Regions from separate parts of the Homo sapiens genome. Here all the other regions are linked to region 4. The links are chromatin contacts, found by Hi-C or POLR2A ChIA-PET in ENCODE. All regions are on one chromosome and are shown on one strand. The core of a region is the stretch at or near the end of the contact, and the rest is flanking DNA. Distances in the headings are between cores, read along the strand shown.

Region 1 (5,744 bases), core at 1,845-4,344, 250 kb after region 4:
GGGAGGCCGATGCGGGTGGATTGGCTGAGCTCAGGAGTTCCAGACCAGCCTGGGCAACATGGTGAAACTCTGTCTCTACTAAAATACAAAAAAATTAGCTGGGCGTGGCGGTATGCGCCTGTAGTCCCAGCTACTCGGGAGGCTGAGGCAGGAGAATCGCTTGAACCAGGGAGGCGGAGGTTGCAGTGATCTGAGATCACCCCGCTGCACTCCAGCCTGGGTGACAGAGCAAGACTCTGTCTCCAAACAAACAAACAAACAAAAAATAATAATGCTACTCTGAACATTGAGGTACAAGTACAGGTTGAGTGTCTCTGATCTGGTTGTGCTTGGAACCAGAAGTGTTTCAGATTTTGGATTTTTTTTTGGATTTTGGAATATTTGCATATACATAATGAGATATCTTGGGGATGGGACCCCAGCCTATACAAGAAATGCATTTATGTTTCATACGTCCCTGATACACATAGCCTGACGGTAGTTTTGTACAATATTTTATTCATTTTGTGCATGAAACACAGTTTTGACTGTGATCCAGCAGATGAGGTCAGATGTGAAGTTTTCTACTTGTGGTGTCATGTTAGCACTCAAAAAGTTTCGGATTTTGGATTAGGAATCCTTTTTTTTTCTTTTTAGCTGGGACTACAGGCTCATGCCACCACGCCTGTCTAATTTTTGTTTTGTTGTTTTGTTTGTTTGTTTTGTTTTTCGAGACGGAATCTTGCTCTGTCGCCTAGGCTGGAGTGCAGTGGCGTGATCTCCGCTCACTGCAAGCTCCGCCTCCCTGGTTCACGCCCCATTCTCCTGCCTCAGCTTCCCAAGTAGCTGGGACTACAGGCGCCCGCCACCACACCCGGCTAATTTTTTGTATTTTTTTTTTCAGTAGAGATGGGTTTTCACCGTGTTAGCCAGGATGGTCTTGATCTCCTGACCTTGTGATCTGCCCGCCTCGGCCTCCCAAAGTGCTGGAATTACAGGCGTGAGCCACCGTGCCCAGCCTAATTTTTGTATTTTTAATAGAGACGGGGTTTCATTATGTTGGCCAGGCTGGTGTCTAACCCCTGACTTCAAGTGATCCGCCCGCCTCGGCTTCCCAAAGTGTTGGAATTACAGATGTGAGCCACTGCGCCCGGCCTAATTTTTGTATTTTTAATAGAGACGGGGTTTTATCATGTTGGCCAGGCTGGTCTCTAACCCCGACCTCAAGTGATCCGCCCGCCTCAGCCTCCCAAGGTGCTGTGATTACAGGCCTGAGCCACCACGCCTGGCCCTGGATTAGGAATCTTCAATCTGTATTAGTATAGCTGTTTGAGTTCCTGCCTTCAATTCTTTTGGATGTATATCTTCATTACTTTTTTTTTTTTTTTTTGAGACACGGTCTTGCTCTGTCACCCAGGTGGAGTGCAGTGGTGTAATCCTGGCTCACTGCAGCCTCTGCCTCCCAGGCTCGAGCAATCCTACCTCAGCCTCCCAAGTGGCTGGGACTACAGGCATGCACCACCAGGCTAAGTTTTTAACATTTTTTGTAGAGATGCAGTCTCACTATGTTGCCCAGGTTGGTCTCAAATTCCTGGGTTGAAGTGATTCTCCTGCCTTCCAAAGTGCGGGATTACAGATGTGAGCCATCACATCTAGCCACATTACTACTCTTGTTTGGGTTTTTTGTGTTGTGAGTTGTGTTTTTTTGTTTTGTTTTGTTTTTTCTTGTTTATTTCTTTCATTCTTTTTAAAGATGAGACTTTGGGAGGCTGAGGCGGGCGGATCACCTGAGGTCAGGAGTTTGAGACCAGCCTGGCAAACGTGGTAAAACCCTGTCTATACTGAAAAATAAATACAAGCCTGGGCACGGTGACTCACACCTGTAATCCCAGCACTTTGGGAGGCCGAGGAGGGTATATCCCCTAGGTCAGGAGTTTGAGACCAGCCTGGACAACATGGTGAAACCCCATCTCTACTAATAATACAAAAATTAACCAGGCATGGTGGCGCACGCCTGTAATCCCAGCTACTCAGGAGGCTGAGGCAGAAGAATGGCTTGAACCAAGGAGGCAGGGGTTGTGGTGAGCTGAGATCGCGCCATTGCACTCCAGCCTGGGCGACAAGAGTGAAACTCTGTCTCAAAAAAAACAAAAACAAAAATTAGCCGGGTGTGGTGGTGTGTGCCTGTAATCCCAGCTACTTGGGAGCCTGAGGTGGGAGAATCTCTTGAACCCGGGACGGCAGAGGTTGCAGTGAGCCGAGATCATGCCACTGCCCTCCAGCCTGGGTGACAGAGCGAAACTCCGTCTCAAAAAATACAAACAAACAAACAAAAAAAGATGAGGTCTCACTATGTTGTGCAGACTGGTCTCCAACTTCTGGGCTCAAGTGATCCTCCTACCCAGTCTCCTGAGTAGCTGGGACTACAGGTTTGTGCTGCTCTGCCCACCTTGTTTATTTAAGAAACTTTTTTATTGGTGTTTCTTGCATTTTTTTTTCTTTTTTTAAGCCAGAGTCTCGCCCTGTTGCCCAGGCTGGAGTGCAGTGGTGCGATCTTGGCGTACTGCAACCTCTGCCTCCCAGGTTCAAGTGATTCTCGTGCCTCAGCCGTCCAAATAGTTGGGATTACAGGCATGCGCCACCACGCCCAGCTAATTTTTGTATTTTTAGTAGCGACGGGGTTCACCATGTTGGCCAGGCTGGTCTCAAACTCCTGGCCTCAAGTGATCCACCCAGCTCAGCTTCTCAAAGTGCTGGGATTATAGGAGTGAGCCACCATGCCTGGCTGATGTTTCTTGGATATTTTTAATGAAATAAACGTTATTAAGAAACACCTGTTCTAGTTCCAAATAAAGGATTTTCAGTATTTTTATTGGTTTAATACATTTCTTTAGTGATAATAACTTGATCATGTTAAATATTCGTATTAAATAACATGATATGAATTTCTTTGTTAGGTTTTCTCTTATGTTCTTTCGAAGGATTTAAATTTCTCAAGTAGGTCCTAGGTATTTTCTCTCTCTCAATGCTATTCTAAGGAGATCTATGTTGGGTATATGAAGCGTTGCTGTACTGTAGACGTTAATTTTGTCAGTAGGGGGCGCATTGTTACCAGTGTCTGAGCTTGCTCCTTTGATGGAATCCTTAGCTTCTGGAAGGAAAAGACCCTTGTAACTTTCCTACTGATTCTGGGCATAGGTTTACCCCTAAGCTGCTGAGACAGAAAGCCTCGGAATATTTTTCCAACCAGACCTTGTTTTGCTTACGTGTACCTCCCTCATGATTTAATTCCTCAGCAAGAAGACAGTTTCGTGGTGGGCACAGCCGAGGGAACAGTCTTCCATTTTCAGCTGGTCCCTGTGACATCTAACAGCAGTGAGAAGCAGTGGGTGCGGACAAAACCGTTCCAGCATCACACTCATGACGTGCGCACTGTGGCCCACAGCCCAACAGCGCTGATATCTGGAGGTGGGTTCCCCCTCTGGTGAGGCTGCTGCTTTACCCTGCCCAGTTCTGGCTGTTCTCGTGAGGATGACTTCTAATTCTGTACACCTTCTCCCCTGCTTTCCCAGGCACTGACACCCACTTAGTCTTTCGTCCTCTCATGGAGAAGGTGGAAGTAAAGAATTACGATGCCGCTCTCCGAAAAATCACCTTTCCCCACGTAAGTGTCCATTCCAAGCCCCTGCTAACCCCTCATCTCCCCATCCCTGTGTCCCCCTGTCCCACAAGCTCTGAACACAGCTCACGCTCGGCAAATTTGTAGGACTTTTTTTTTTTTTTTGAGACAGAGTTTGCTCTTGTTGCCCAGGCTGGAGTGCAATGGCGCGATCTCGGCTCACCACAACCTCCACCTCCCGGGTTCAAGCGATTCTCCTGCCTCAGCCTCCCGAGTAGCTGGGATTACAGGCATGCGCCACCGCGCTCAGCTAATTTTATATCTTTAGTAGAGACTGGGTTTTTCCATGTTGGTCAGGCTGATCTCGGAACTCCCAACCTCAGGTGATCTGCCCGCCTCAGCCTCCCAAAGTGCTGGTATTACAAGTGTGAGCCACCACGCTCAGCTTTGTGGTCCTTTTTTTTTCTTTTTTTTTTTTTTTGAGACTGAGTCTCTCTCTGTCGCCCAGGCTGGAGTGCAGTGGTGCGACTCCACTCACTGCAAGCTCCGCCTCCCAGGTTCATGCCATTCTCCTGCCTCAGCCTTCCGAGTGGCTGGGACTACAGGTGCCCACCACCACGCCCGGCTAATTTTTTTATTTTTAGTAGAGGTGGGGTTTCACTGTGTTAACCAGGATGGTCTTGATCTCCTGACTTCGTGATACGCCCGCCTCGGCCTCCCAAAGTGCTGGGCTTACAGGCGTGAGCCACTGTGCCCAGCCCCTGCCTTTTTTTTTTTTTTAACCATCTGGGACATGGAGATATTGTAGGACTTTCTGTAGCTACCTTCTTCATTCCTTCTGTTTTTGAGGCAAGCCACTGCAAAGACATTTATGGGGGCAGGAGATATGCAGCAGCACACCTAGTTCAGTTTCTGGGGAAATTTTTCCCTTTTCCAAATAGTTGTGGGTTATGGGAATTTTGTTAGTTTGTCTTTCAGGGTAGGCTCTATTCTGGGTGGGAGCGGGAAAACCCAGGCTTCCAGTGTTCTAGGTAAATGGTACCATCTTCCCAAGCTAGAAAACTTGCTCCCCACACCTGCTGCCCCATTCATTCAAGCAGTAAACCTCATTGAGTCTACTCATCAGTATCTTTATACATATGTTATAGATATAGATAGATAGATAGATAGATCAACAGCTCTATTGAGGCATACTTGATATATTAAAAATCATACATATTTAATGCATATGGTTTGATGAGGTTGAACATAGTCCTCATAATCTCTTGAATCGAGTCATTCATTTCTCTTTGTCTACGCTGGCATCATCCTAGTTTGGATCAGTGTCTTTTCTCATCTGGGTTCCTTTACAGTAGCTTCTTAATCATGTCCTTTTATTTGCATTTGTGTCATTCTAGCCTATTCTTCATTGATCTTATTTTATTTTATTTGTTTTTGTTTTTTTGAGACAAGGTCTTGCTCCGTCACCCAGGCTGCACTGCAGTGGTGTAATCTTGGCTCACTGTAACCTCTGCTTCTTGAGCTCAAGCAGTCCTCCCACATCAGCCTCCCGAGTTGCTGGAGCTGCAGGCATGCGCCACCAGGCTCAGCTAATTTCTGTTTTTCTTTTTTTTTTTTTTTTTTTTTTGAGACAGAGCTTTGCTCTTGTTGCCCAGGCTGGAGTGTAGTAGTGAAATCTCGGCTCACTGCAACCTCAGTCTCCTGGGTTCAAGCGATTCTCCTGCCTCAGCCTCCCTAGTAGCTGGGATTACAGGCACCCGCCACCACGCCTAGGTAATTTTTTTTGTATTTTTAGTAGAGACAGGGTTTCACCATGTTGGCCAGGCTGGTCTTGAACTCCTGACCTCAGGTGATCCACCTGCCTTGGCCTCCCAAAGTGCTGGGATTACAGGCATGAGCCACTGTGCCCGGCCTCGGCTAATTTTTTTATTTTTTATTTTTTTTAATAGAGGCAAGATCTCACTATCTTGCCCAGGCCAGTCTCAAACTCCTGGTCTCAAGCAATCCTCGCACCTCAGCCTCTCGATTGCTGGCATTACAGGCATGAGCCACTGCTCCAGGCCCATTGATCTGTTTTAAAGCACCTTTGTTCATCACTCCATGCTTCAAAGCCTCTGGTTATCCCTGTTGGCTTCAGCATAAAGAC
Region 2 (5,866 bases), core at 3,075-5,574, 170 kb after region 4:
GTTCAAGACCAGCCTGACCAACATGGAGAAACCCTGTCTCTACTAAAAATACAAAATTAGCTGGGTGTGGTGGCACATGACTGTAATCCCAGCTACTCGGGAGGCTGAGGCAGGAGAATTGCTTGAACCCAGGAGGCGGAGGTTGTGGTGAGCCAAGATTGCACCACTGCACTCCAGCCTGGACAACAAGAGTGAAACTCTGTCTCAAAAAAAAAAAAAAAAAAAGAAAATAAACCCCATCTCTACTAAAAATACAAAAATTAGCCAGGCATGGTGGCACATGCCTGTAGTCCCAGCTACTCGGGAGGCTGAGGCAGAAGAATTGCTTGAATCTGGGAGGCAGAGGTTGCGGTGAGCCAAGATCACACCACTGCACTCCAGCCTGGGCAACAGAGCAAGACTCTTGTCTTGAAAAAAAAAAAATTACCTGAGCATGGTGATGCACACCTATAGTCCCAACTGCTTGGGAGCCTGAGGCAGGAGGATCACCTGAGCTTCAAGGCTGCATGCAGTGAGCTATGATCGTGCCACTGTACCCCAGCCTGGGTACAGAGAGACTCTGTCTCAATAATAGTAATAGTCATAATAAAAACCGCTTTGAGAGACGGTACAGTATAGTGATTAATAAAGAACACTACTCTGGAGTCAGGCTACCAGGGTTTGAATCCTGGATCTACCCATTACTAGCTGTGTGAACCTGGGCAAATTGGAAATGATAATTGTGTTGTGGGGATTGAGTTAATGTAGACAAAATGCCTGGAATCATACCTGGCATATACCAAGTACTATGTAAGGATTAGCTACCGTTGCCATTCATTCATTCTTCAAAGATTTACTGCATGTTAGGCTCTCTTCCAGGCCTCAGTGATGTAAGAGTTACAGGATGGACATAGTCCTGGCCCTCACAGAGGTCACAGTCTTCACTGACAAACCATCACTTCTTTAGCACCCACCATTTGCAATTCCTTGTGCTTGGATCTTTGTTTTTGTTGTTGTTTTGAGATGGAGTCTCGCTCTTGTCGCCCAGGCTGGAGTGCGGTGACGCCATCTTGGCTCACTGCAACCTCCGCCTCCCAGATTCAAGCAATTCTTCTGCCTCAGCCTCCCGTGTAGCTGGGATTACAGGTGCCCGCCACCACGCCCAGGTAATTTTTTTCCTATTTTTAGTAGAGAAGGGGTTTTGCCATGTTGGCCAGGCTGGTCTCGAACTCCTGACCTCAGGTGATCCACCCGCCTCAGCCTGCCACAGTGCTGGGATTACAGGCATGAGCCACCGTACCCAGCCATGTTTTTGGATCTTTAGATACATTAATTCTTATTGCAACCTTCAGGAGGCAAACTTATTCCCATTTTATAGACGAGATCACTGGGGTTCCTAGAAGTGAAGTAGTTTGTTCAAGATTCCCTAGCTAATAATTGGGAGCTCTAGGGTCCACTTCACTCAGTTTGCCTGCCTCCTGACCATTAGGCTTAATTCTGTGTGTCTGCCTCCCCAACAGGGTGTGAGCTCCTGGGTGTGGGAGCCATTCAGCAGAATACTTAGCCTAGTCTCCTGCACACAATGTGGGAAATTTTGCTGAGTTGTTCTCTACTGACAATTCTTGACTCTCTGCCCCGTAATAGTCTCATCTGTTCCCTCTCACATCTCTTAGCCACAAAATCACATCTTGGGCAAGATGAAGGTGCTTAGAAGTTGGACTGTTGCTTTCTGACAGATTCATACCACACCTAATGCTTATTCCAACATGTTTTTAAACAGAACTAGTCGGATTCTGGAGTCTTCTCTTCTGGACCTCAATCTAGAGAATCTTTTTTTCTGCCAGGACAATCTCCAGCCACCAGCTCCAGTTCACCTCTTTCCCCTGTCTTCACCTGTCTTATTATTTCGGTGTATAACTTGCGTGTTATTCCTCTGTTTTTGTCTTTGTGCCTCTTATTTATTTCTCAACCACAAAGGGAGTCACAATTGGTGGTTGATAGGATTGTGTGGAATGTAGCCTTCTTTCTTTTTGATCTTTGTTTGCTTCATCTCTTGTTTCTATAGAATATTGAATTTCTAAATACAACTGTTACAAGGAAAGGGGTCTCCATTCCAGACCCCAAGAAAGGGATCTTGGATCTCGCGCAAGAAAGAATTCAGGGCGAGTCCACATTGCAAAGTAAAAGCAAGTTTATTAAGAAAATAAAGTAGTGGGCCAGGCACGGTGGCTCATGCCTGTAATCCCAGCACTTTGGGAGGCCGAGGCGGGCAGATCACATGAGGTCAGGAGTTCAAGACCAGCCTGACCAACATTGCAAAACCCTGTCTGTACTAAAAAAAAAAAAAAAAAAAAGCTAGGTGTGGCATGTGCCTGTAATCCCAGCTACTCAGGAGGCTGAGGCAGGAGAATCACTTGAACCCAGGAAGCGGAGGTTGCAGTGAGCCGAGATCGTGCCACTGCACTCCAGCCTCGGCGATAGAGCGAGACTCCTTCTCAAAAAAAAAGAAAAAGAAAAGAAAAGAAAGTAGTGAAAGAATAGCTACTCCATAGACAGAGTAGGGCATTCCTGAAAGTAAGAGGAGGAACACGTCCACCCTAGGTACAATGCTTATATATATAGGATAGAAAAAGATCTTGGGGCCAGGCGCAGTGGCTCACGCCTGTAATCCCAGCACTTTGGGAGGCCGAAGCGGGGGGATCACCTGAGGTCAGAAGTTTAAGACCAGCCTGGCCAACATGGTGAAACCCCGTCCCTAATAAAAATACAAAAATTAGCCAGGCATGGAAGTGCTTGTCTGTAATCCCAGCTACTTGAGAGGCTGAGGCAGGAGAATCACTTGAACCTGGGAGGCAGAGGTTGCAGTGAGCCAAGATCACACCACTACACTCCAGCCCGGGTGACAGAGGGAGACTCCATCTCAAAAAAAAAAAAAACAAAAAAACACACACAAAAGATCTTGGGGAGATGTGCTCTGCTACAAGGGTTTGTGATAAATGATTAATTTTCTTAATTGCTATAGTTTGCAAGAATCAATATTATTATTATTATTATTATTATTATTATTATTATTATTTTCTGAGACGGAATTTCGCTCTGGTTGCCCATGCTGGAATGTAATGGGGTGGTCTTGGCTCACTGCAACCTCTGTCTCCCAGATTCAGGCAATCCTCCTGCCTCAGCCTCCCAAGTAACTGGGATTACAGGTACCCACCACCATGCCCAGCTAATTTTTGTACTCTTAGTAGAGACGGGGTTTCACCATGTTGGCCAGGCTGGCCTCAAACTCCTGACCTCAGGTGATCCACCCACCTCTGGCCTCCCAAAGTGTGATTACAGGTGTGAGCCACCATAAAATTAGGAATGCCTTTGTTAAAGCAAAATTTAGGAATGCCTTTGTTCCCAGATACTGGGATATCTGGACACTTCCAAGTCTGAGTCTGTTTGGTAAACATTATCAATCTATTCCCTTAACCATAAACACCTAGAAGTTAGGAATGCCTAACTTCTGGAAATGCAGCCCAGCAAGTCTCAGCCTCATTTTCCAGCCCTCACTCAAAATGCAGTCACTCTGGTTTTAACGCCTCTGACACAATGAGTGTATGCTAGCATTTAACGTTTTTGTCCTTTTATATTTAGCAACTCATTTTCCTATTAAGAAGTTATAGATGGAAAAACCTCTGCTAGATCACCGTGTCCAGAGTCCTTTTTCTGTAAATGTCTTATTTTTGACCATTCATGTTGTGTTTTGTTGATCTCACACAATAAGAACAGAATAGCCATTTCATTCACCAAGTTCCAGTAGTAAAAAACACCTTGAAATGTAAATGACCTTTAAAATATTAAAATAATTTTTAAGTGTAAATGAATCTACTCATTACCGTCTTTACTCATGGAGCTTGTGTTAGAGAGGTAGTCTAACTAGAGCCTTTTTTCTTCCTCTATTTTCATATATTCTGGATTGTGGTAATATGGTTTTTATAATCAAACAAATCAATTTAGGAAGTAAAGAGAAGAAAGATATTTGCCATTTATTTCTTCTTTTGATCTTAAAGATACAACCACTCCGCAAATGTTCCAGGTCAAGCTCATTGAAAGAGTCAAACACTGTCTTCCTGCTTTTCCATTGAATGTGCACCTGTGTGCCCAAGGCAGTCTTTTACTCACACCTTCCCTTTTCAGTTTGCCAAGCCTCTTCTGGTCCTTTCTGAGCCACGTCTAACCCTAAAGACTGCCCTTGTCCCTGAAGCTTCAGCTTTGTGTGTTTCAGGCCAACTGGCGCCTGGAAAGAGGGAGGGTGAAGAGAGAGGGAGACCGTGTGTGTGTGTGTGTGTGTGTGTGTGTGTGTGTGTGTGTGTAGAGAGAGGGAGACCGTGTGTGTGTGTGTGTATGTGTGAAGAGAGAGGGAGACCGTGTGTGTGTGTGTGTGTGTGTGTGTGTGTGTCACATGCGCTCTCTAAATTCTTTTGATAAAGAATCTGAACGCCACTCCCTTCCAAAGAGTTTTCAGACCAGGAGTCTGGGTACTTCTTTAAGATATCCTTGGCCTAAGCTTCTCAGATGGTGAAAGTGTTTGTTTCAACCACTGACTGCAAGCAGCTAAACTAGCTTTCCTGTGAATGAGACGCACCCAGCCTACTCACAGCCATACCCACTCCACCTTGCCCTGGAGTCCTTGGGCCTGATACAGTTGGGGGATGAACAGCAGGTGTGCTGAACTCATAATGAGAGGTTTCCGCTGTGGGATTGCCTATATCCTGCCCCCGACAGAGGCTCCTGTAACTTTACCTTTGAACTCTCCTTGTATTCAGCCCCTGATCCATGGGATTTGGTGACAATCCCTGGCTGGCAGGAAGCTTTGATCCTTGGGGAGTCCAGAGGAAGTCCTATGATGTGTGGGATCCCTAGAGTCACAGGGATTGGGAAGAAGCTCTATACCAGGATGGGTTGCTAAGATAGACCCATTAATTAAGCAGGAGGCTTTGCTTAACACTCAGTTACTAAAAACAGAGATCCGGTAACTGATAACAGGGAGCTCAGCACCCCTCAAGTGTGGAGTGGGTTTTGCACAGGCAGTATTGTTATTTTAAGGACACAGAAGTGCCCAGGGGGAAATTCCTACCCACACGGAGAAAGAGCAGAATACCTGTGAGTATCCCTTTTTAACAAGTAAAAGCTGACTTTACTTTGAATGTTAGGAGGCTCTAGCAAAAAAATCTCAAAGATATTTCTAAGTGAAAGATTCCTCTAAAAGGAAAAAAAAAAAAAAGATGACCTTGTAACAAACACTGGAGGATGGGGCACAGGAAGCCAGGAGAGCAGCCTGGGTGACAGAGTGAGACCTTCTTTAAAAAAAAAAAAAAAGTGGAAGCTCTAGAATTTCTATATATAGAGATGCTTTGGGCTATAATCCATTGGAGAGAGTGTTGGGAGATTTGTCTTTAGGCTGTACCTGCATAGCAAGCATGCTGGTTTTGCTTGGAAACTGCCTTCTTTTTGTGATGGCCTGGGAGCTGGAACTTACTAAAGTTCCCCCAAGCCATTTCCTTGGTGCCACCCACTGGCTGGGAATAAATGTCAGAGTGAAGGCACTTTCACAGAGCAGGTACAGGTTCCTCTTCCTCCACCCACCTCCAAAGGCGGAAATGACTTCCTTTGCTTCCAGAGAATTGCCTGCGTTTCTCTCTTAGAACGGAGATCACTCCATGTGGGGTGTGTGTACTGCCTCCCCACAGGGCTGTAGCTGCCACCTGGGAGGGTTCGTGCCTTATTCATCTTTTTTATCGCCAGCACAGTGCCTGGGCATGACAGAGGCCCATAGTACTGATTATTGAATGAGTGAGTAATCATGAGGCAATAGCGGTGGAGAGTCATCCTCTGCCGGGAA
Region 3 (5,689 bases), core at 400-2,899, 150 kb before region 4:
CATTCCAGCCTGGGTGACAGGGCAAGACTCTGTCTCAAAAAAAAAAAAAAAAAAAAAATAGAATTGGACTGTATCTTGAGGGGACTGGACTTCTACATTCAAGTCTATATTCATGTCATTGAAAAAGACTGTTCTCTAGTCAGGCATTTTTCTTTTAATTTTTAAATTTTTTGTTAAAATAAATAGAGAGGGTCTTGTTACGTTGCCCAGGCTAGTCTCGAACTCCTGAGCTTAAGCAATACCCCCGCCTTGGCCTCCCAAAGTGCTAGGATTACAGGTCTGAGCCACCATGCCCGGCCAGGCCAGGCATTTTCTAGAGAAGGAATCCTGAGGGCTCATTTTCACATCTCCTTCATTTTTTATTTATTTATCTTTCTCTTTTGACCTGCCACTTTAGGAACATCTCCTTTAAAGGGTATCAGATTCAAACCAGGAAATAATGCTCATTCCAAGCCACTCCCCACCCCTCAGCATGTTGCCCAAGAGGAATATTGCTCCAGCAGAGTTTTCTAAATTTTTTTTTTTTTTTTTTTTGAGACAGAGTCTTGCTCTTGTTGCCCAGGCTAGAGTGCAGTGGCCTGATCTCGGCTCATTGCAACCTCTGCCTCCCGGGTTCAAGCGATTCTCCCACCTCAGCCTCCGGTGTAGCTGGGATTACAGGCATGTGCCACCACACCTGGCTACTTTTTGTATTTTTCGTAGAGACGGGGTTTCACCATGTTGGCCAGGCTGGTCTCCAACTCCTGACCTTAGGTGATAAGCCCTCCTCGGCCTCCCAAAGTGCTGGGATTACAGGCATGAATGAGCCACTGTGCCTAGCCGAGTTTTCTAAAGATTCTTCCTGCAGAGGGATGATATTTTCTAAACAGGCATCATTTAGGGCATATTTTTTTTTTTTTTTTGTGCATGTATACGAGTGTTCCTAGGACCTGGTACTTACTTTGGAATCTCACCTTCAGTACGAGGCTTCCTCCCCAACAAATTCTTCACCACAACTATGTGGGAGTGTTTGAAAAAGGGAACAAGATGACCAACTTGTTGGTGGGGAGAGTTGTGGCTTTCCTATTGGAAAACATCATCCCTTGAATAAGCAGTGAGGCAAACACCTGGGCACTTACTTTATGAACAGGTGGGGTGGGGCCCTGAGTCACCGACATTGAGAGGCCTCTCCTGGTAAGGTTTTTCAATATCAGGTTGAATCAGCGGTGACATCACCCTCTATAGTGACAGGTACTCTAGGTGCCGGCTCTTACTCATAAGTCCCAGGAGATACTAGCCCTAGATCTCGTCTCTGTTAGCTTCGTGCTAAAAGGTTTTGGAGAAATAACAGCTGCTTGGTGACGTTCATGTGGCTGGTTTCATTACCACCTAACTCCCAGGCTTGTAATCATGACTAAATTTTCTGGAGAAAATAGAATTTGTGGTTGTATTTCTTGTAACTTTTGCCTTCTTGTCTCAAGTCTGCATTTAAAAAGAGGCCGGGTGCGGTAGCTCATGCCTGTAATCCAGCACTTCGGGAGGCCAAAGTGGGAGGATTGCTTGAGCCCAGAAGTTGGAGACCAGATTGGGCAACAAAGGGAAACCCTGTCTCTACATACAAAAACAATTACCCAGGCATGGTGGCGTGTGCCTGTGATCCCAGCTTCATGGGAGGCTGAGGCAGGTAGATCCCTTGAGTCCAGGAGGTTAAGGCTGCAGTGAGCTGCGTTTTGCACCACTGCACTCCAGCTTGGGTGACAGAGCGAGACGCTCTCTCAAAAACAAAAAACAAAACAAAACAAAGCCCTCTTCTACTCCTTGAGGTTTTTGGATGTTTCAGAGCTGTATTTTGAGTCTCTGATTTTTGTTTTGTTTTGTTTTGAGACAGAGTCTTGCTCTGTCACCCAGGCTGGAGCGCAGTGTTGGAGTCTCAGCTCACTGCAACCTCCACCTCCCAGGTTCAAGCTATTCTCCTTCCTCAGCCTCCCGAGTAGCTGGGATTATAGGCCAGCGCCACCATGCCCGGCTAATTTTTGTATTTTTAGTAGAGACAGGGTTTCACCATGTTGGCCAGGCTGGTCCTGACCTCAAGTGATCCGCCCACCTTGGCCTCCCAAAGTGCTGGGATTACAGGTGTGAGCCATGGCAACCAGCTGAGTTTTTGATTTTGAAACTTCCTGTAAGTTGTACTTATTTTTCTTTGGGCTTTGTAATTTGGTTATGATTTTTCATTCTTCTTTCTGCTAATCCTCTCACTTCCACCATGGGAGTGTTTAAATACCTGGGAAGCTGTTGAACCTAGGAAACCACATTTTACTTGCCAGATGTGAGGTTTCATTTCTGGTTTTGACAGAGATTTGACTCTTCAGCATTTATTTCTCTTTTAGCCTATGAGCTTCTCTTAGAGAAGATGAACTGGGAGGGTGGAATGCAGCAGGATTGCCTGGATTCCAATCCCAACTGGACCCTTACTTTTCCTGTGATTTTGGGCAAGTTTCTTTCTCTTTCTTTCTTTCTCTCTCTCTTTTTCTTTCTCTCTCTCTCCTTCCTTCCTTCCTTCCTTCCTTTCTTTCTTTCTTTTTTTTGAGACAGGGCCTTTTTCTGTCACCCAGGCTGGAGTGGAGTGGTACAATTTTGGCTCACTGCAACCTCTGCCTCCTGGGCTCAAGTCATCCCCATCCTCCCACCTCAGCCTCCCAAGTAGCTGGGACTACAGGTGCATGCCACCACTCCAGGCTAATCTTTTTTTTTTTTTTTTTTGTATTTTTTGTAGAGACGAGGTTTTGCCATGTTGCCCAGGCTGGTTTTGAACTCCTGAGCTCAAGCCATCTGCCCGCCTCAGCCTCCCAAAGTGCTGGGATTACGGATGTGAGTTGCTGCACTGGCCTGCAAGTTTCTTTCTTTTTTTTCAAATTTTTTTGTGTCCCTCCCCTCTATCCCAACCCCACCCCATTTTGCCTAGGGTAGGCTTCTTTTTATTTCTTTTTTTTTTTTTTTTTTTTTTTTTTTGAGAGAGAGAGAGAGAGAGAGACCCAAATGGGAATTCCCTAGGGCCAGTTTCTTAATCTTTCTGTGCCTCAGTCCCCTCACCTGTACAAAGGGGATAAACATAGCCCCTACCACAAAGGATTGCAATGAGGATTCAATGAGTTAGCATGTGCGAAGTGCTTCCAGTGCCTGGTACGTAGCAACCACTCTTCATTTAGTTTTTATTGGCTGGGCTCCGTGGTACACATCTGTAGTCCTAGCTACTTGGGAGGTTGAGGCAGGAGGATCACTTGAGCCTGGGAGTTTCGAGGCTGCAGTGCATGCTGATTGTGCCCGTGAATAGTTACTGCTCTCCAACCTGGTCAATGTCTCAAGAATCGATCTCTAAAAAAACAAATTAGTTTTTCTCATTAGATGTTTCTGCTTTAGACTTGTGTCAAGGGAGTGAAAAAGCATGGGGCGGGGGGCGGGTAGTGTAAGTGTCAAAGGAGCCACAGAGGATTGAGTATGAGGAAGAGTGATACCCCCTTATCACTTTGCTCTTGACCTCCTAAAGAATAAGACGCTCCTTTGACCCAACATCCATTTGAGTGCAATTTTTTTTTTTTTTGAGATGGAGTCTTGCTCTGTTGCCCAGACTGGTGCCATCTCGGCTCACTGCAACTTCCGCCTCCCGGGTTCAAGCAATTCTCCTGCCTCAGCCTTCTGAGTAGCTGGGATTATAGGCGCCTGCCACCATGCCTGGCTAATTTTTTCTATTTTTAGAGAGATGGGGTTTCACCATGTTGGTCAGGCTGGTCTCAAACTCCTGACCTCAGATGATCTGCCCCTCTAGCCCTCTCAAAGTGTTGGGATTACAGGTGTGAGCCACCGTGCCCAGCTAATTACATTTAATTAATTTATTTTGAAAAATACAAGGTCTCACTGTGTTGCCCAGGTTGGTCTCAAACTCCTCGGCTCGGGCAATCCTCCTGCCTCAGCCTCCGACAAGTGGTGGGATTACAGGGGGCACAGTGGCTCATGCCTGTTATCCCAACACTTTGGGAGGCCAAGGCAGGAGAATCGCTTGAGCCCAAGAGTTCAAGACCAGCCTGGGCAACATAGCAAGACCCCCATCTCTACCAATAATAATAGTATTGTTATACAATGACCACAATAGTCGTTGCATTCATTTATTGATTGAGTACTCAACTGTTCATGTATGATCTTGTTTTTTTAATCCTTGCATCAACTTTAGAGTTAGGTACTATGGCAATTCCATTTTCTTTTCTTTCTTTTTTTTTTTTTTTTGGTTGAGATGGAATTTTGCTCTGTTGCCTGGGCTGGAGTGCAATGGTGCGATCTTGGCTCACTGCAACCTCCGCCTCCCGAGTTCAAGCGATTCTCCTGCCTCAGCCTCCCAAGTAGCTGGGATTACAGGCGCGTACCACCATGCCCAGATAATTTTTGTATTTTTTAATGGAGACAAGGTTTCACCATTTTGGCCAGGCTGGTGTCAAACTCCTCACCTCAGGTGATCTGCCTTGGCCTCCCAAAGTGCTAGGATTATAGATTATAGGCGTGAGCCACCACGCCGGGCCTGACAATTCCATTTCCAAATCATAAACAGAAGCTTCTACAGCTAGGGGAGCTGGGAAGGAAAAGTGTGTACCGCCCTGGCTGGCTTTTATCCTTCCTGTGCTCAGCGGCTCTATTTCTAAGAATGTTTCCATTCTAGATCCATCACTTTGGCCTAGAAAGGAGCCTCATGCCAAGGTCCACCCATGCAGCCCCTAAAATCCCCTTTTCCACCGTGCCCGGCTGAGTTTTTAAAATTCTAGTTTTCCACAGATGGAAATGTGAACTGTCTTGTAAAGTATTCCATATATATATATTTTTTTTTTTTTTTTAATTTTTTTTTTTTGAGATGAAATCTTGCTCTTGTCCCCCAGGCTAGAGTGCAATGGTGCGCTCTCAGCTCACTGCAAGCTCTGCCTCCCGGGTTCATGCCATTCTCCTGCCTCAGCCTCCTGAGTAGCTGGGACTATAGGTGCCCAACACCACGCCCAGCTAATTTTTTTTTTTTTTTTTTTTGCATTTTTAGTAGAGACGGGGTTTCACCGTGTTAGCCAGGATGGTCTCAATCTCCTGACCCCATGATCCTCCCCCACTCAGCCTCCCAAAGCACTGGGATTACAGGCATGAGCCACCACGCCCAGCCCTTCTAAAGTATTTTAAATTCTAGTTTTCCAAAGATGGGAATGTGAATTGTCTTGTAAAGTATAACCGTCTCCTGCCCCTCCTTTATAACAGGCCTTGGAGAATTTTGCCCCTCCTTTATAACAGGCCTTGGAGAATGTTTCTCCCCCATTCTTTCTCTTTAATCTGGGCAAGGTGTCTTTATTAATAATATCACAGACCACCACACACACCTTGAGGTTTAGTTCTCTTCCGCACAGTGTGTGAGTGCCTTCTGTGTGCTCTGTGTCAGTTACCAGCCTTGTTTCCAGGAGTTTGGAGCTGACCCAGGGGTGATAGAAAACACTGGGATGCCAAGTCGTCAGACAATGGGCTCATTTAGAATTCAGGTGGGGTGGGACTGTGTGGGCTGGGTCAGCTGGTGGAGCTTCCCCAGAGTGGGGAGGCCAGGGGGAGTCTGGGATGTGGGGTGGTATGTGAACAGGAATACGGGGAGACTCTCAGCCTCTGTTGTTGGCTGAGAGGGGGATGCCCCAAGCCTAGA
Region 4 (5,133 bases), core at 2,104-4,603:
AATATCACTCGAGCTTGGAGATTGAGGCTGCAGTGAGCTGTGATTGCACCACTGCATTCCAGCCTGGGTGAGAGAGACCATATCTCAAATATAATAATAATAGGTTTACTTTTTTTATTCTTCCCATATATCACAAGCAATATGAAGGATTATGACCCTTACTGATTTCTATATTCACTACAGTACCTAAAACAGTGCTTTGAGCCCAGTGAGTGTTCAGTAAAAGTTTGTTGAATTGAATGCGTTTGTGCTAGCCTTATTGAAAGGTACAACTAAAACATGCAGCATTACGATTATTAATAAAATTCACCATCCTCACACACTTTTTTTTTTTTTTAATTTTTTTCATAGGCAGTAGTCAACATCCTCACACACTTAACCATGTAGAGCCAGTACAGATCTAGGTGAACAGTGCAATTACTTTTCTTTTTTTTTGAGACAGGGTCTTACTCTGTCACCCAGGCTGGAGGGCAGTAGCATGATCATAGCTTATTGCAGCTTTGAATTCCTGGGCTCAAGCGATCCTCCTGCCTCAGCCTACCACGTAGTTAGGACTGTAGGTGTGCACTACCAAGCCTGGCTAATTTTTAAATTTTTTTGTAGAGATGGGGTCTTACTATGTTGCCCAGCTAGGCTTGAATCCTGGCCTTAAACAATCCTCCCTCCATGACCTCCAAAAATTCTGGGATTACAGACATGAGCCACTGTGCCCAGCCCTACAGTATAATTTCTTTGAACATTTATAGAATTAGGGAGAATAGGACATGTCCATGTGGTGGTCACATCTTAAGAGTGATGAAACTGGAGTAAGCAGTGTTTTGGGTTTGGTTTGATTTTCCAAATCCAGTTTTAAGTTTTTCCCTTTGGTAGTAATTACTTGTTCCTAATAGCAGGGCCTTCAGCAGTAGGACAGTTATCATATGGTTACACAATAGGTAAATTAGGAAACTCAGACATAGCCAAAAGTAGGAAAGGAAGAGGTCAGAAAGCGGGGTAGTTGACCTATTCTGGGCAGTTCTAGGGACTGCACACATGAAATGGTGCTGCTCCAGTTCACTGTCTTGTTTCAGCCTGTCTGCCAAACTCAAATTGTTTCATTGCCATATCTGAGCACATCTTTGGAGCTAAAATGGTGTGATTCGGATGAGATATTGCTTAAGACGCTGAGCCCTGCTAGGTGTTTGGTGTGTGATTCCCGTTGCTCTGGCCAGGCAGTCATGGGATTATTCTTCACCATTTCCTTTTTTCTAGGTGTACGTGGTTGGGAATGAACCTTTAACAGTTTTGATGGATTCCCTGCTTCCAGTCCTGGGAGTGCTTTTTCTTCTCTACTGTTTTACTAAGCAGAGTGTGTCTCACATAAGGTAAACAATCAAGGGACCCTTATTTGTTTATAAATTGTGACGTCTTTTTTGCATGTTGTTTTTGTTCTTATTTTGAATTTATATTTGCCACTTTGAAATTATCATTTCCTTTCAAAGTCAGGAAAACACTGGGATCTTCCTATTTTGCTCATCTAGAAGAGAACAAGAATTTTGCAGATCACAGGGCATTGGATACAGTTTTTAGAATGACTTTCCTCAGCCTCTGTCCTAAATCTCAAAGACAAAATCTCTGTTTACATGTGTAAACATGCCACTTTTCGATCAGTGAGAAATACTGCAATTACATGTCTAGGAAGAAGGAAATAGGGGATGGATCATAATGACCTTGTGGGGAGTTAGAAAACACATTTGGGAAATCTAGATCTGAATGTGGCACTTTGTAATTTAGCCTAGGATTTGGTGTTGGTGATGCAGTGTGTTGTTTAGATAGAAGGGATTTCTTAGTCATCCAGAAAATACTCCTTTGTCGTAGAATTTAAGTAGGATTCATTTTGTATCAGCTCTATTTTCACAGTAATTTATGTTGTTTCTTCCTCCAGGTAAGAGTTATCTTATCTCAAGTCCTATAGAATTACGATTTTTGGTGTTTGGAGATCCTCACATGTAATCCAATATGCAATAATAGTACCTTCTTCACAGAGTTATTGTGAAGACTAAATATGCATTAATGTGTTTAGTACAGTCCCCGGCAAATAGTAAGCTCAATAAATGGTAGCTATCATTATCACCATTGCTAAGTGGTGAAGGAAAACACCATCTTTTGTACTATTCAAAGCTTACATAGTTCCCCTGGCTCTTCAGCTTGAGTCAGCACATCCTTGTATCCCACAGCTGCAATGGCAACGACAAGAGAGAATGCATTGGAAGAGGGAGGCTGTACATCTGTGAACTTGGTTTCAAGGGACAGTCCACAAAATAACTCTTGTTTTTGTTTTTTTTGAGACGGAGTCTCGCTCTGTTGCCCAGACTGGGGTGCAGTGGTGCGATCTCGGCTCACTGCAACCTCTGCCTCCTGAGTTCAGGCGATTCTCCTGCCTCAGCCTCCTGGGTAGCTGGGCTTATAGGCACCTTCCACCATGCCCGGCTAATTTTTGTAGTTTTAGTAGAGACAGTGTTTCACCATGTGGCCAGCCTGGTCTCGAACTCCTGACCTCAGGTGATCCACCCACCTCAGCCTCACAAAATGCTGGGATTACAGGCGTGAGCCACCGCACCTGGCCTCTTGTTTTTGTTTTAAAACTCAAGTCCTCACAGCACTGTCATGTTCTCATCAGAGACTGACAAGGAACATGTGAACGATGATTTAGTTCCTCTTCTAGTTGATTGGCACAGATGAAAGGGGTTGAGGAATCAGCAATATTTTGTTGGTATGCTGTTTCTTGGTCTCCAGCTGTTGGTCTTGCTGAGAGTAGATGATTTTTATCCGTGTATACTTTCTTTGACAGTGCCTGATGCAAAGGCAGTAGTACACTTGGAATTACCAAAAAAAAAAAAAAAAAAAATCACGTGGGGCTCATGTGGCAAATCAGGGTTGCTGCCAGAGCCAAGGATTAGTCAGTCACTCATTGAATTTCAGGATATTTGCATTCTGAAATTCACAAGAAGCATACTTTCCATTCCTGCATTTCAGTAGTACTAGGAGATTGTGCCAGCATTTAAAATGCAGTGGAACCTGACAGCCTTTCTTTCTTTTTTTATGTTAGCTTGTTAGATGCATGGAGTAAGATGACAAGCTCATTCATAACTGCTTTTTCTGCCAGGTCACTTTGCCAAGAAATCTTATTATGGATTCTGGGGAAGCTGGAAAGGAAGAAGGCAATTGCCAGCCTGAAAGGATTTGCAGGGTTGGACAAAGCTGTGCCCTCTCTCCATTCTCTGTGTCAGTTTAGAGTTGCCACTCAAGGTGGCATTATGATTACCATCAAAGAGGCCATTAGGTGAGTCCACCCATCCGTTACTGTTCTCTTCAGATTTAGTTCCGCCCAAAAGGCCATTCAGTGATTCAACCACTAAGGGGCGCTGATAGAAAAGAAACCAGAAACTCAAGTGGCTCAGGTGCCTGCTATTTATATTCTCTAAATGAAACGTGAGCCTTAAATAATCCTCCAGGTTTTTTCCTAAGATGCCTGCTAATAGTTGGTGCAATTTACTGGAGCCTCACAGCTCTGCATCACAACAAGCCCACTTACTCCACCATCTTTGCCAGTTAATCAGAGTAAAGGGCAGACACATGTTCACCCTTAACACCATAATAATCCAATTATCTTTCTGACTCTCAAAATGGTATATGTGTGTGTTTATAGTCAGACTTATTCCTGAGGGAAATTGTCTAATAGCTATCTTTTATGGTAATTTTATGATGGAAATTTGTTTCTCATAGGGATTGATTAGAAAGTGCTTAATAAATATTAGTGGAATGGATCATTTATTTCTCCAGCATCTCACAATTGCATATTTTAAATTATTTCCACTTTCTGGATGATCTAATGTTATTACCTCAGAACGTAAATTCCTGTTGGTCATAGTCCATGTAACATTCATGGGTGACTGCTATCCTGTTTGGATTTCACATCACATTCAAAGTGCTGCTGTTTGTTGAAGTGTTGAAATATAATTATATATTCATGGTTAACTTGGTAAAGTTGTAAAACACCCCTTCAGTTTGATGGACTTGAGGAAAATAGAAAAACACATAGATTGCAAACAGAATTATCAGTACAAACGCAAGCTGCTATTCTGCCCAGCAACAGTTATCAAGAAGATGTTTTTGGCCAGGCACGGTGGCTCACACCTGTAATCCCAGCACTTTAGGAGGCTGAGGCGGGTGGATCACCTGAGGTTAGGAGTTTGAGACCAGCCTGGCCAACATGGTGAAACCCCATCTCTATTAAAAATACAAAAATTAGCCAGGCATGGTAGTGCATGCCTGTAGGCCTAGCTACTTGTGAGGCTGAGGCAAAAGAATTGCTTGAATCAGGAGGTGGAAGTTACAGTGAGCTGGGATCGTACCACTGCACTCCAGCCTGGGCAACAGGGCGAGACCATCTCAAAAAAAAAAAAAAAAAAAAGAAGGACCAGGCGTGGTGGCTCACACCTGTAATCCCAGCACTTTGGGAGGCCGAGGTGGGTAGATCACTTGAGGTCAGGAGTTCAAGACCAGCCTGGCCAACATGGTGAAACCCCATCTCTACTAAAAATATAAAAATTAGCCGGTTGTGGTGGCTGGCGCCTGTAGTCACAGCTACTCAGGAGGCTGAGGCAGGACTGTCACTCGAACCCAGGAGATGAAGGTTGCAGTAAGCCAAGATTGCGCCACTGCACTTCAGCCTAGGTGACAGAGTGAGACTCTGTCTCAAAAAAAAAAAAAGAAGTTTATTTAAAGAAACTCTATAAGAGCAGCTTGGATTTTATATCTTTAGATCCAGAGTTTTTACTTTTCTGGAATTAAATATAATTGTTTGGAATTTACTCTTTATTGTTGAATTTTAAAGCGTGACTAAAGTAGTGCTTCTTAAGATAATTGTCATGTGTTTTTGTTTTGTTTTGTTTTGTTTTTTGGTGCTGAGTGTTGCTCTGTCGCTCAGACTGGAGTGCAATGGCATGATCTTGGCTCACTGCAACCTCTGCCTCCTGGGTTCAAGCAATTCTCTTGTCTCAGCCTGCCAAGTAGCTGGGACTACAGGTGCGCGCCACCATGCCAGGCTAACGTCGTGTTGTTTTAGGAGTATTTGAATACAGTACTTCATTT

The links. A loop is a pair of places that touch in the nucleus more often than their neighbours do. ChIA-PET counts read pairs that join two places held with the same protein, here RNA polymerase II (POLR2A). Pooled maps may share reads with other maps.
Region 1: a pooled map shows a loop between it and region 4 (2.5-fold over the local background). The contact joins two enhancer-like sites. A Hi-C loop is called at or near these places in 2 of 50 pooled maps. POLR2A ChIA-PET finds 5 or more read pairs at or near these places in 3 of 52 experiments (GM12878, HEK293T and WTC11).
Region 2: a loop to region 4 is called in a pooled map, with 4 times the contacts of the local background. The contact joins two enhancer-like sites. A Hi-C loop is called at or near these places in 4 of 50 pooled maps. POLR2A ChIA-PET finds 5 or more read pairs at or near these places in 10 of 52 experiments (AG04450, H1, HEK293T and 7 more).
Region 3: a loop to region 4 is called in a pooled map, with 2.8 times the contacts of the local background. The contact joins two enhancer-like sites. A Hi-C loop is called at or near these places in 2 of 50 pooled maps. POLR2A ChIA-PET finds 5 or more read pairs at or near these places in 3 of 52 experiments (A549, activated CD4-positive, alpha-beta T cell and activated T-cell).

Annotation. Positions count from the first base shown.
Region 1 is chr16:69,147,262-69,153,005 of GRCh38, forward strand. It overlaps UTP4 (UTP4 small subunit processome component), which reads left to right. Exons shown (of 17, transcript NM_032830.3): 7 at 3,276-3,447; 8 at 3,552-3,643. Among named protein-coding and RNA genes, the nearest start is that of UTP4, 17 kb to the left of the region's middle. Within about 2 kb of position 3,095, at least 2 of the 41 ENCODE cell types and tissues checked have a DNase peak (open chromatin) inside an H3K27ac peak, as active enhancers do.
Region 2 is chr16:69,067,732-69,073,597 of GRCh38, forward strand. The region is part of intron 17 of TANGO6 (transport and golgi organization 6 homolog); the gene reads left to right. Among named protein-coding and RNA genes, the nearest start is that of HAS3, 35 kb to the right of the region's middle. RefSeq lists enhancers at 3,927-4,646, 4,647-5,364, 5,365-5,866. Within about 2 kb of position 4,325, at least 8 of the 41 ENCODE cell types and tissues checked have a DNase peak (open chromatin) inside an H3K27ac peak, as active enhancers do.
Region 3 is chr16:68,755,247-68,760,935 of GRCh38, forward strand. The region is part of intron 2 of CDH1 (cadherin 1); the gene reads left to right. Among named protein-coding and RNA genes, the nearest start is that of CDH1, 21 kb to the left of the region's middle. RefSeq lists enhancers at 1,281-1,425, 1,419-1,518, 2,010-2,154, 2,199-2,248, 3,491-3,635 and 1 more and cis regulatory regions at 1,353, 2,082, 3,563. Within about 2 kb of position 1,650, at least 16 of the 41 ENCODE cell types and tissues checked have a DNase peak (open chromatin) inside an H3K27ac peak, as active enhancers do.
Region 4 is chr16:68,899,183-68,904,315 of GRCh38, forward strand. It overlaps TANGO6 (transport and golgi organization 6 homolog), which reads left to right. Exons shown (of 18, transcript NM_024562.2): 8 at 1,252-1,364; 9 at 3,146-3,322. Among named protein-coding and RNA genes, the nearest start is that of TANGO6, 58 kb to the left of the region's middle. Within about 2 kb of position 3,354, at least 2 of the 41 ENCODE cell types and tissues checked have a DNase peak (open chromatin) inside an H3K27ac peak, as active enhancers do.